Linked DNA regions of Homo sapiens: region 2 is linked to region 1. A link is a contact called in ENCODE Hi-C or POLR2A ChIA-PET data. All regions are on one chromosome and are shown on one strand. The core of a region is the stretch at or near the end of the contact, and the rest is flanking DNA. Distances in the headings are between cores, read along the strand shown. Region 1 overlaps ALDH1A1 (aldehyde dehydrogenase 1 family member A1). Region 2 has its middle 71 kb from the start of ANXA1.

The links. A loop is a pair of places that touch in the nucleus more often than their neighbours do. ChIA-PET counts read pairs that join two places held with the same protein, here RNA polymerase II (POLR2A). Pooled maps may share reads with other maps.
Region 2: a map of endothelial cell of umbilical vein shows a loop between it and region 1 (3-fold over the local background). The contact joins two enhancer-like sites. A Hi-C loop is called at or near these places in 1 of 168 maps with a recorded cell type or tissue (endothelial cell of umbilical vein), 1 of 37 single-sample maps with no recorded cell type and 1 of 50 pooled maps. POLR2A ChIA-PET finds 5 or more read pairs at or near these places in 3 of 52 experiments (A549, SK-N-SH and WTC11).

The regions. Positions count from the first base shown.
Region 1 is chr9:72,922,133-72,929,059 of GRCh38, reverse strand. It overlaps ALDH1A1 (aldehyde dehydrogenase 1 family member A1), which reads left to right. Exons shown (of 13, transcript NM_000689.5): 4 at 39-168; 5 at 1,883-1,944; 6 at 3,448-3,576; 7 at 4,928-5,041. Among named protein-coding and RNA genes, the nearest start is that of ALDH1A1, 27 kb to the left of the region's middle. Within about 2 kb of position 3,444, at least 3 of the 41 ENCODE cell types and tissues checked have a DNase peak (open chromatin) inside an H3K27ac peak, as active enhancers do.
Region 2 is chr9:73,077,087-73,084,013 of GRCh38, reverse strand. No RefSeq gene overlaps it. Among named protein-coding and RNA genes, the nearest start is that of ANXA1, 71 kb to the left of the region's middle. Within about 2 kb of position 3,558, at least 3 of the 41 ENCODE cell types and tissues checked have a DNase peak (open chromatin) inside an H3K27ac peak, as active enhancers do.

The sequences.
Region 1 (6,927 bases), core at 2,195-4,694:
TATGGAATTTTAGATTTGGTGTTTGACATGTTTTTCAGACAATGGAGTCAATGAATGGTGGAAAACTCTATTCCAATGCATATCTGAATGATTTAGCAGGCTGCATCAAAACATTGCGCTACTGTGCAGGTTGGGCTGACAAGATCCAGGGCCGTACAATACCAATTGGTAAGTATCTTTGAGAAACCACTAATGGTGAGGATAGGAGCGAGGAGTTTACTATAGAGCTGAATAATTTCAAACTCTCCCTTTTAAAGATGTCAACCAAATAAGGCAAAATTATTTTCCTCTTGACTTTGAGACAACACAGTTTTCAACTTAGAAGTTCTATTAAAATTCATAAAAGGTCTTTTAAAGTTGTTTCAGCATAATCATGAAGATAACATTATAGATATTTTAGAAAATGTCAAAGTAAGAACATTCCTTTGGCAGTAATTACTGATCTGAGGCAATTGCCTCTCTAAGGTCCCAAACTTTTTAAAGCTGACCTCTGAAATTATTTATTTGGGTTTTATTCCAATACTGACATTTATATCCTTTCTGTAATGTAATTATTTAAGCCTCTTTACATGTTCCAGTATAAGTCAGTTATGGTCATCTGTGCCTGGTCAAACTCAGTGTAGTTAGACCAGACTAATCAAACAAGCCAGTTCACACGGACTCGTTTCAAATATCTTCAAAGCAAGATGGGACTGTGTTTGCAGCCTAAGTTAAGGGTTTGTGTGTGTGAATCTGTACGTATGTGTTATTTTAGTGGGGTATGCACATAATGGAGTAGAAATACTAAAGATATTTCATGTGAAACATGAAAACACACACATTTAGGAAACAGTATGGGTGGAATTTAATTCAGGCAAACCTATGAACTTTAGGAATACAATACCCTCCAGGACTGGCCCTGATGTGCACTTCCAATCCAATTGGAGCATGCAGGAGGTCAGAAGTGATAGCAGAAAGTTGAGAGGAGAGTAAGACCTCGGTGGTACTAAGAAATGTGGCTACTTTAGAACTGTCCTACTTTACTCCGGGACAAAATGGGAGAAGTCACTTAAAACACAAATAGATCTTGATGAAGAGAGTCCTTGCTGAAACCAGGAAGCTTCTGTGGGAACTAGAACAGAATTGAATGTAAAGCATAATGTATCTCTCTGGATGACCACATTAAACTTCGGGGCACATAAATTGGTCAAATTTAGATTGAAAATAAATGTCTTATACTCCTGTCATTTTCTTCATGTATTTAGAGAATTTGCTATTATTGTTTGGTAGGCAAATAAAATACATTTTAGAACAAGTCAGTAGGAAAGGCTTATTACTCATAGGGAGATTTTCTTTTTAATTCTACTGTTTTTAATTTTACTATTTCTAAAAATTATATTATAACTTTTAAAAAGAATTCTCTTATTGGTAGAACTTTGAGCTACCAGAAACAAATTGGAATGTGGTTCTTCTCTTCGCCAGAGACCTCCTACTTCCTTTCTCGTCCCTTTTTTATAACACTTAGAGAATAAAGATAATTTTCAAATCAGGCCTCCTAGAAGATGAAAGGTGGAATTAATTATCTTTCAGATTTTTGCCAATTTTGCCTCTTTGATTTCACCTAACTCAATTTTATGGTTCCTATCATTTCGAATTACTATTTTAGGGCTTCACTTACCATTTTGGGAATAGTTGGAGATATAGATGGTCTCGATCTCTTGACCTCGTGATCTGCCTGCCTCGGCCTCCCAAAGTGCTGGGATTACAGGCGTGAGCCACCACACCTGGCCAGATATATGTTTTTAAAATTATTGTCTACACCTTTCTCTCACATCACCAACCACCATTTTGTGAATGTCAAATACATTTGTTTATATATGATTGTGTGTGTTTTATTTTTCAGATGGAAATTTTTTTACATATACAAGACATGAACCTATTGGTGTATGTGGCCAAATCATTCCTGTAAGCTTTTCTCCTATATAATTCTCAATTTTAAAAAGAAGAGTTCTTATTCTATCTAATGATGAAGCTTTCTCTAAAACAGATGGATGCTTATGTATTTGTTAAATGTGGAGTAAATGTAAGATTTGTTGAACTTGGTCTCCCTGTGACTAAACTTCTTGCATATGAATTAGGTAGTCCGAAAACCTATCTATATTCTGGCATATCTCTTGAGAATGTTTTAATACTACATCATCCATAAATGTTAACCCTTTACTCTATGGGTTGTTTTATTAAAAGTTGTATTATGTACTCTTTATAAGAGCCAAGCTTTACATGTATATGGCAAGGTGCTCTCCACTGCACATCTGCAGGATAGCATTTTGGTGGAATGTAGTGGGGCCTACTATTCTCCAACGCACTTTCTCATTGAGACATCTCATCATGCAGAACAGTAGCTCCCAGAGTGTTCAACTCATGACACACATTTTTTAATCAAAATGGAAAAAAGAATACCAGAGGCATTTGAAGCACTGCATGGAATATATTTTACCTTTAGATAAGAGGCTCAGATCCTCCATATTACTCTTAGAGGAAAGTAGCCTTTTTAAGAGGATTGTGAAGATTTTTTAAGCCCAACAAACAGGACACTATCTAAATGATTTTATTTTAACTGACATGCTTTAAAAGGCCAAACAAAAAAATGGTAGCGAAGTCCTTATGTGAAGAAATGGTCAAGACTTATCTTTGGCTCCAATGAGATTGAAATATATTCATATCAATATTTTAGTGAAATTGCTTATTAATTCAAAAGTCCCAATAAATCGATAAAAACTATATAATTATGAACACTGATAATAGCTGATATGTACTACTTGTCTATGCTAGACCAGTCATTGTGTTGAGCCCCTGGCCCTCTTTCTTGGTTAATGCTCAAGACAGCCTTCTGAGGCAGAGAGGACTATTATCAGCACTCACAGATTATGAAATCAGATACAGAGAGCACGTAACCTGTGTGAGTTCACATGGCTGGTCAGTGATTGAGCTGAGATTTGAACCCAAGTACTTGGCCTCTGGACCCTGGACATCTTTGTCTTTAGCAAGGTATTTTTCCTGGAAATAAAAGCTACTAAATAATATTATTGGGTAAATAATTACAATAAATGACTTATGGAGAAGGAGAGTAATCATCCTTTTTAAACATTTTTAGATAACTTACAGTGTGCTCCATAATAAGCCAAACCATGCAGTGATTTTTTTTTTCCTGGTAGAAAAAGAACTCAACAGTACTTGATTAAATTTTGAGGTTCTCTCCTATTTCCTTCTCATATCTCATATCTGGTTTATTCAGAGCGTTTTAGCATTTACTAGTTGCTTTTAGCAATGAAGTATAATATGCCAGATGATTTCACAAAACTACGCAATTATTACATAACATCTACAGGGGGTGTATAATATGGAAGTTGGATTAGCAAATATGCCTTTTGCAATACAAAGAATCTATTGTTACATATTGCTTTCTAGTGGAATTTCCCGTTGGTTATGCTCATTTGGAAGATAGGGCCTGCACTGAGCTGTGGAAACACAGTGGTTGTCAAACCAGCAGAGCAAACTCCTCTCACTGCTCTCCACGTGGCATCTTTAATAAAAGAGGTAAGTCTCCCGAAATCAAAATATGCTCAAGAACTCAAGAATCCTAAATTACAATAGGAAGACCTCATTTGTTGCTACTATAAAGTACATTATTTACAGATGGCTCCTGTCCAGTGGGGGGAATACATTTAGCATGACGGCTGGCTGCAATTTCTGGCAGTCACCCCAAATTCATCTCTGCCCAAATGCAGACAGGAAGCCAAACACAAAGGTTTGGTGTCAAACAGTCAACTTGGGATCACATTTTTGCTTCTTTGTCCAACTCTCATGAACATAAATTCATGTTGAAATTAATGTAGCATTCTTTCAAATGTTGAAACATTAAGTTGGTTTGTACCTGCCACTGATGGCCTAGTGTTTTCTGCAAAATTGTGTAAACTAATCTATGTAAGGTTGAAAGGGCCTCTATGCCAATATGCTTGTTTGTAATATTGGGCCACATTATTTCCAAACACTTTTCAATCTACTCATGAGTGGATATGTTTATATTCAGTTTTCTATTATGAGTTCCTCTGCATTTATCTTCCTGTTCAAAAACAGTAAAAGAACATGTAAAACATTTTCATCAGCTATCTAGATTGTGTTAATATACTTGCAAACAATTCATTGTCCTTTTTTCTTCATCTTACCAAATCTTAAAAAATAAATGTTAATCACTAGAAACTTAAAGTTACAAAACTGAACTTATCTTTTAAAGATATTATTTATTGAAATTAAAAACAGGGAAAAGAGATGTCAAAATGAAACATTTCGATGCAAATAACATGAAATTGTAATGTGCCCAACTCAGTTCCCATGCCTTCACCTGAATTCTTTAATGAAGATTGAAATCAACCTGTGATGTTGAATCATGAATGGGATGACAGTATTTACTTAACAATTTACTAAGTAATGCCAATGGGAATTTGCAACTCAGCAGTTATGCCCTCAACAATCAACAACAGCTAGGAACTAAAAAATGTTAGATCCCTTCAGCTTCTTATTTTTGCTGATGGGAATAATAAACATGTTACTTACTTTCTACATAAGTAACTTACCAAACACTTTTTTACATACAATCTTTTTGAGTTAGCATTATGAAATTTGAAAGAGCCATCACTGGAGCAATGATTCATAGAGTATGGACTTACCCTGACAAGAAATTGTCCTTTAATAATGCAACCCTTGAAGTTATTCTCTTATGTGTGCTTAGAAATGACATAATAAGACTAAAGAATAGAGCCAGTTGGGTGAATTATTTTTTTCTAGAGCATCTCATAAGGTTGGCATTAAGAGACAATCTCAATCCCCTACTCTCCTCCTTTTTGAATTAAATTCTTATACTGTAACTTTTAAACTTTTTATCTTTTAGGCAGGGTTTCCTCCTGGAGTAGTGAATATTGTTCCTGGTTATGGGCCTACAGCAGGGGCAGCCATTTCTTCTCACATGGATATAGACAAAGTAGCCTTCACAGGATCAACAGAGGTAATATTATTTACTCAGGGCAAAAGTTAAGAATGTCTGCATTGCCAGCTATGAAGTATGTTTTATGTAACTATTTTTGAGCCAACAATTTTAAAACAAAAACTCTTTTTAATGATTTGTTACTTATTTTAGCCTTCAAACATATGGATAGAATATAAGCAGATGTAGTTTGAATGACATGATGCACCTATTTTAAATCAGAATGAGAGTAAACTATTTTTAGTATGTTCATTACTTTCTCTGACGAGAAATATGGCTGCTGAGACCTTGTCATATTATTAGGAAGATTTATAATAGAAAATTAGGCCATAGTGATTTGTATGAATGAATATGATTTTATCCTATAGGTTATGAAAATTAAATAGTAGAGTCTCACCCTTTGCACCTTATTTGGGGTTGTCTTTCTCCTGGACACTGTGAAAGAGAGCCAGAAACTCAGCTTCCCTCAGTGGTACCTAGACTAACTTTTCTGCCTCTCTGGCTTGAACTTGACCATCCTAAAGGTTAAAGAAAAAGACCCCAACCACAAAGGAGAAGTGGCGGGCAGGAGGGAGAGCAGACTAGAAGGTGAAGTTTGGGAAAATAGATCCCCATTTATTGATGATGTTCTATCCTAAGCAAAAGAAAGTGGTGGAAGCATACTGTACCATGCAAAAAAAATTATTGAGTCATTCTATTAAATTACGTGACTTTGTTAGATGCTCAGTGCAAAAATGTTATTCATTGGTACACAGTATAGACAGTGAAGAGTGAGCTTCACTCCATCTTAGAAAGCTGCTGACAACAAGAGACCAGGCAGGGTGTGATAAGGTACTAAGGCATGTACAAAATGCTGTAAAAAAGGTTCACAAGAAGGAATGATGATGTCCAAATGGGTACTAGAACTAGCTCTGGGTTTTGAGGAATTGTTACTTTTTTAACTTCCTGGAAGTTGAGAAGCAAAAAAGACATTCCAGATAGTGTGGTGAGCATAATTTGATTATTTTATAATCTTAATTATTTACTCCAGAATAAAGGCAAATTTACATAGCAAAAAGAAATGGTGGAAAATCAAACTTTATTTTTCTTGGTCTTTTTAAAATGAAGTAAATAAATATATATATGTCTTCTTTGTTTTTCACAGACGTAGAGTAAAAAAAGTTTGCATTCTGCAACTCCCTAATTGAGATAGGGAAAAGCAAACCCCACAGTCAAGATTTATTGTAGACAGAACAAGTGGGAATGTTCAAGATATGGCAATACATTTAAAAATGGTGACACCACAGGTTGAAATCATACCAGAGGAATAAAGGTGAAAATTCCTCAGCCTAGAATTCTAGACCCTCCCCAATAGGGAATCCATGTGCCTGTTGAGGTCTGTCCAACCCATGGCCAGGGATGGCTTTGAATGTAGCCCGACACATTTTTTTTTCATTCTCATCAGCTATCTTTACTGTTAGTGTATTTTTTGTGTGGCCCAAGACAATTCTTCTTCCCATGTAGCCCAGGGAAGCCAAAAGATTGAACAACCCTGGTCTAGATCCTATGCCTACTCCTTCTCCAGGTCATCTGGACCAGGAGCTACTGTTTGCTGATCTCATCTTCAGCATCAGTTTGTCTTCGCTCATCCATGATCCCCTATAACATTGGGGGAGCACTTTACCTACTTAAAAAAATCCCTGGAGATTAAAAGTCTAGAAAATATCTTGGTTTAAATTCTGACTCTACCCCTCCTAGCAGTGTGTCTTTAAAAAGTTAAGTAGCCTTACTAAATTTGAGTTTCTTCATTTGTAAAATGGAGATGAGATCAAATTTACTGAGTTGTACAGAATACAATTAAATGAGCTAATGAGTAGTAAAACATTTATCACCCTACTGAGCGCTCAGTACATGCCATATTTCCTCTT
Region 2 (6,927 bases), core at 2,309-4,808, 150 kb before region 1:
ATATTTCTGAAGATACATGTTATAAGCTAGATGGTCTTAGCCTTTTTGGATTTGCTGAAGTCTACACCAAATCTAATATTGTGGATTTCCTTAGGTTGTCATTTGTGATATGTATATACTTACTCATATTTTTACTGCCACACTACATTCTCCTTTGTTTCTATCCTGGAGAAACTAAAGCATACAAAATCCAGGTGTGCCACCTCTTCCAAATTTTCTGGACTAAACTCTTAATATTGCTACATCTAGTGTTAGGACATTGGGCAGAAAATACTTCACCTTTTTGTGTGTGTTTTTTGTTTTTTTGTTTGCTTATCTGTGAATGGAGGTTGGCTAGATGACCTCTGATACCTCTTGTTCTAGTTACCCATAATTCTTGCTTCTTTCATTTTAAAATGGAAAGAAGCAGAATCCCAGCCAGTATAATTGCTGAATTATACCCAAATCTAATTTTAAGGCTGGCAAAATTACAGTAAAGATAATAGAGCTGAAAGAAATTTTAGAGACGGTATAGCCCACTCCTTTCTGAAGAAAACTAAGCCCTTGGGAGGAGTGCTCAGATTTTACCTAGAAAGTTAGTTATGAAATGGAGTGACATGTTTTTGCCCTGCGTCTCCACCCAAATCTCATCTTGAATTATAATCCCCACATGTTGAGGGAGGGACCTGGTGGGAGGTGATTATATCATGGGAGCAGTTTCCCCCTGCTCTTCTTGTGATAGTAAGGGAGTTCTCACAAGATCTGGTGAGATGGTTTAAAAGAGGCACTTTCCCCTGATCTCTCTCTCTCTCTCCTGCCACCTTGTGAAGAAGGTACTTGCTTCTCCTTTGCCTTATACCATGATTGTAAGTTTCCTGAGGCCTCTCTAACCATGTGGAACTGTGGGTCAATTAAACCTCTTTTCTTTAAAAATTACCCAGTCTCAGGTAGTATCTTTATAGCACTGTGAAAACAGACTAATACACTGAGAATGGAAAAAATCAAGATTCTGTATCCTCTATCTAGTGAATGAAATGACACCTACAAAGTGCTTAGCAGAGTAGCTAGCTCATAGTCATGGCAATAATGTTTTTTTCTTCTACTGTACTCTACACAATTAATTTTCTAGTATATATTAAGACATAGAAGGAAATATGTAAACCCTCTATTATGCACTCTGAAGCTACAGAGATGAATGAAAACATGAACTTTGTCCTCAGAAGAGTAATTATAATGGAAAACTTTTATTGTGCATTGCACGAAAGGTGCTCTGCTGAAGTTTGCATACATCACATATCATTTAATTCTCAAAGCATTCCTATCCAACATGTATTATTAGCATTGCTTTTTTATCAAGTGAGCAAATAAGGACTTAGGGAGGTTATACAGCCTCATAGCTAGTTAGTGGAAGAATTATGATTCAATGGATTCTGGCCTTGAGAATATTAAATATTAATATTAAGTATTAATATTTAACAGGTAAGATAATGGATTATGAATTTAATATCCATAAATCATCATTTGCGGTGAAGACATATGACCTGAAATAGACTTGATTTTTTCTCATCTCCAACCTTTCCACGTGCCATAAAAGCAGTTGTTCTAGGGAGTTGTTTTAGAGTTGTGTATGAGAATTACATTGAGAAAGCTGGAGTATTTATACCAGAGAAAGGGAAACAAACAAAAATGAATAGAAAATCAACAGAAAATAAAAGAATAGGAAAAGAAGAAAAATAAATGAAAGTTTTGAGAGAAGGCATCAGAGGATTTTGAGTTTGGGTTTCTTATAATTTGGGGCACTATAAACCCTTTCCCAGTAGGTGGTGCTAGAGTATATCAGCTCCAAAATCCAGAAAGGCTGGCTTGGTCCCTTTCCTCTCCACATACAGAAACAAAACAAAGCAAAACCCCTCACAACCAATCAAATACCAGAAGTTGAGCATTGACTGACTTTTTGTAGTGATGCCAACTTTAGAAAAAATTATGCTTTCCTCTGTATTACACAAAAAAAGAGACTATTTGAAATGCACTCCCCTTGTGAGGAAATACTGTAATGCCAGCAAGAGTTGAAACCTTTTATTCAGTATTTTTCCTCTGAGAATTTGTCCTTCATTCTCGAAAGATGTTTTCCATAGCCACTTAGTACAAAGTAAAAGGAGTTTCAGAGATTCCCAGTTCCACATAATAAACGCAATATAAAAAGAGGTTTGCAAATGCTCACCTCCCCAACAATTTTTTCATAATGAAAGAAAACATGAGAATAATAAAATGTCAGTATAATATGATTTAAGAATACACTGAAGGAAAATCCTTTAATTTCTCAGCCAAATAATACAGAGTTATGTATACCCAGGAAACTAAGACCTGATGGAACTACCAGAGACTTTTCCTTTCTCAGCCTGGGCTAGTCCCCAAAAAAACACATTTATTAAAGTGTATTCTCTTCCTGGCCCATGGATACACTGAGATAGACTTTCTTGTATGTTGAGAAATGATCACTTGTCATTTTCATTCCAACATCTTTAGTTTAATCATAAATGTGTCATTGAAGACATGTATAAAATGTAGGTATAGCTCGGCCGAGCGCGGTGGCTCACGCCTGTAATCCCAGCACTTTGGGAGGCCGAGGCCGGCAGATCACGAGGTCGGGAAATCGAGACCATCCTGTTAACACGGTGAAACCCTGCCTCTACTAAAAATACAAAAAAAAAAAAAAAAAATTAGCCGGGCGTGGTGGCACACGCCTGTAGTCCCAGCTACTCTGGAGGCTGAGGCGGGAGAATGCCGTGAACCCAGGAGGCGGAGCTTGCAGTGAGCCGAGATCGCACCACTGCATCCAGCCTGGGCGACAGAGTGAGACTCCGTCTCAAAAAAAAAAGAAAAGAAAAGAAAAAAAAGAAAAGAAAAAGAAAGTAGGTATAGTTCTATTGGTTTCTTATCAAAAGCAACATTCCTCTGCCTATTATTCCCAGCGGTATCTTGCCATTTCCATCTTATCTTCCCATGAGAGTCAAGAAATGATTTTATTTCTTTAATGTGCTAAAGAATACAGCTAGTGCAAAGGGCTTGGAAAGATTGCAAGAGAATAAGAAGCATCTGCATATACAGAAGGAGATAATTTTTAAGTAAATGAGTGATGACATTTGTAATTTAAGTTTTCTCCTTCAGCTTTAGTTTTCAGGAATAAAACACTGTGCGTGTAAGATTATAAAGGCCAGACCGCCGATGGAGGTTTGGGGCACTCCTTCAACCACTCACAAATTGGACAGTATGTTTTGATGGAGCGTGCCGTCCTTTATCAGGTATTTCAGGTTATGAGGAGAGGCTACAAGCTGTGAATCAACATAGCTAATCGAGACAGAATTTGTGTTTTGTGCTTCATGGATCTTTTTTACATTCATGTCCACTTAAAGAAGGCAGCCAGCTCCTTCATTCTTTTAACCTCACAGGAGGTTTGTGCTGTAGGACAGAAAGGCTAATTATCCAGCAGATGATCTGCCTTCCTGGCACTCCTTGAGGGAATTATGCCAGATAGGGGAAAGGGAGACATGTGCCTTGTGGAAAAGAGAAGGTGGGAGGGGAGGCATGCCCCAGAAGTCCAGGATGGGAAGAGAGATCTGCAGACTCCCAGGGAACCTACAGCTTTCTCCTTCACAGCATTGCAGGAGGTGAGCGGAGTTTTGGGTTAGGTGGGAGGGGTGTGGCTGCCTAGTATGCCTGAGGGGCTGGAGTTTAGGCTGAGTTTCACAGCCTTTGCAAAGTTTACTGGGCTTCCAGATGGCACTAAAACCCAAGGTTCTCAGATTTCAGTAGCCCTTGTAAGTTTAGACAAGGCATCTCAGTGGTAACCGGATGAGTAAAAGACCCCCAAATGCTTTGGTTTTCATAAGATGGGTGTGAGTGAGAGAGCACCAAAATAAATTCAGATTGAATTATCACGGGATTTGAGCTCAAAAAAAGATCTAAGCTTACTTTAAATAAATACATTTGATTTCTCAGATTTTTTTACTAAGACTTATATTTATTTTAGTTCGAGTTTAGTTTCTCATTCTGAGATTTTCCCCTAAAAATGTAACTAACTGTCCCTGCCAACAAAGGCAAATAACATTTTTGTCCCAAAGAAAATACAAAATGCAAAAAGTGGGGAGAATTGTATAAGAATACCTTTTTAAAATACTGTTCTTTTCTGGGTAAACATAATACTTGATAAAAACTCAAGGAACTATCATTATTATGTAACAGGCAAATTTTTGCAATATAAGAATTAGGGAGGGGTGTGTAGATTTTAACATCCTTGTACCTGCAAGTGTGCATGGCAACAAAAGAATAATGTTTGGGTTTTTATGATGTGAATCAAGAGAGAGCCTCATGGCTGAATTATCCAGTGACATAGAGAAGTTATTGTTCACAACCTTTTATGTTAGGGTAACAAGGAGATGACAGCCAAGACCTAACTAAGGTCATACCACAATTCCTTTGGTTCAGTGTTCTAGCCACACCTTGCTGTACCTCAGTTCTTCAACAAACAAGGTGTGTGCCACCTTGTGGTTAGAAATTCTCAGCAGATAATTGTTCTTTTATTCTAGCTTATCTAGAGCTAAGTTCAGGACAGACAAGTATTTCAGACATCTCCATTTTAAAGCAAAGTCAGGTTTTTCCCTTGAGATTTTGCTGCTCCCGGCATTATGCTGTGGATCCTACCAGAGCTCTAGTCTCAAGCTTTGTTTCCTGTCCCAAGAGCTCATGACCCCTCACATTAGCAGATCCAGTACTCACTCACTCCTCTGGATTGCCTTCTTATTTTATATTTATTTATTTATTTATTTTTGTGAAAGAGTGTCACTCTATCGCCCAGGCTGGAATGCAGTGGTGCAATCTCTGCTCACTGCAACCTCCGCCTCCCGGTTCAAGCGATTCTTGTGCCTCAGCCTCCCAAGTAGCTGAGATTATAGGCGTGCACCACCACACCTGGCTAATAATTGTATTTTTAGTAGAGACAGGGTTTTGCCATGTTGGCCAGGCTGATCTCAAACTCCTAGCCTCAAGTGATCCGTCCACCTCCGCCTCCCAAAGTTCTGAGATTGCAGGCATGAGCCACCACGCCAGGCCTGGATTGCCTTCTTATATCAAGCTTCTAGATTCCCTTATTTTTACTTTCCTACCATAATTTAAAAAATTGTTAAATTGTGTTGAGATTTTTCAATGTGCTTTACCAAAAAAGGTTTTTCTGAATATCAAATCAACCATTTTGACCCCATTTTCCATTTTCTGTCAAGTACCTCTGAGCCAGTCTTTTGCCTACATCACCACACCAACGTTAATGCTAAAAAGATAATTTTCAGAAAAAGGTGAAATCATAACCCTCATTCAGATATGAAAATGAACATGTGTTAAATAATTTTACTTACATAATATGAGGGAGCCACGGAGATGTTATAACTGATTCAAAGGAAAAGTCAAACAGCGCTAATTTATCTAGAGCACAGAATGTTGAAATTAATTGGAAATGCAGACAAAACTGATTTTTCCACATTCATTTAGATCACTACCAAACTGGACACAGAAAGTCAATTAATGTCACTAACAGACAAGTCAGAATTTGTTTATCAATTACCTACCACTTACAAAGATTTGCAAAACAGCTCAAAGACAATGAGCAGGGGTAGAATTTGATACCCTAAAAGAGTTGTCAGACTATGTTTAGTTGCCCACTGAAACACAAAATTTTTTTCATACACTGATCTTGTCAAGGCCATTAATGACTTCTACACTGAAAAATTCAGTGTCATTTCTCCATAATCATCTTGCTTCAGTTATTAACAGCTTTTGATATAGCTAATGACTCCCTTTCTTTTTGGAAAAAAAATTATTTGCTGTCCCCTTTGCTGATTTCTCTTTATTTTCATAAACTCTTCTCCACCAGTACTCCTTGTGTAGGTGACTTCATCTGATTCCAAGTATTTAAATACCAACTATATGCTTAAAAAATTCCTAAAATTATATCTTCAGTCCCAACATCTCCTGGATACACCTGACTTATACATTTTTTGGCTTACATCTACTGTCAAGTTGCCATCTTAAATTTCTGCTATCTGAAACTGGACTTTGATTTATTTTAGTCTACCCCTTTTCAACACACACTCTCTCACACACACACACACACACACATGCAAACACCCACACCCACACACACACACCTGATCTTCATATAGTTCTAGCTACTCAAGAAAAATCTGCAGAGTCATTCTGAATATCTTCAAATTGTCCCTCCAGGTTCATTCTCTTTTCTAAATCCTGATCCATGCCAGCAAACTAAACTGAATGTCATCTCTCAGTAAACATCTTGCAAGTGTGTAATAGCCTTTTACACTTGCCTTTCTACAATCTATTCTCATATGCAAACAGAGCAAACTTTTAAAATGAATATCATATCCTGCCCTTTAGACCTTCTTGCTATTCCTTGAATATACTTAGAATATTCTTGTCTCAGGGTCTTACTTGCCTGGAAGGTGTTTCCCTTAGATATCCATTTTGATTTCTCCTTCACTACAACTCCATGAATAGATGTCACCTTATCAGAGATTTTCCTGACTCTCATATGAAAGAGCATCCTTCCCCTTCTCCACTATCATTCTCTATCCCCCCTACTCTACTACACATTACTTCACAGCACTTACCACCACTTTACATAATTTATATATCTGTAGTGTATTTATATTTGTTTAAGGTTTATTTGATATCTTTCTTTGTCAGAATCTAAGTTCCATGAGAGCAAGAACTTTTGTCTGTTTTTTTCCAGTGATGTTTCTGCTGTGTATATAAACATGTCTGCATCATAGTCACCCCATATGGGTGTGGAGTGAAATAAAAGATTGAATAAATGAATTGACCAATGATGCAGAATTTATGTTATGGCACACTGAGTGATACATGGTCAGTACTACTGTT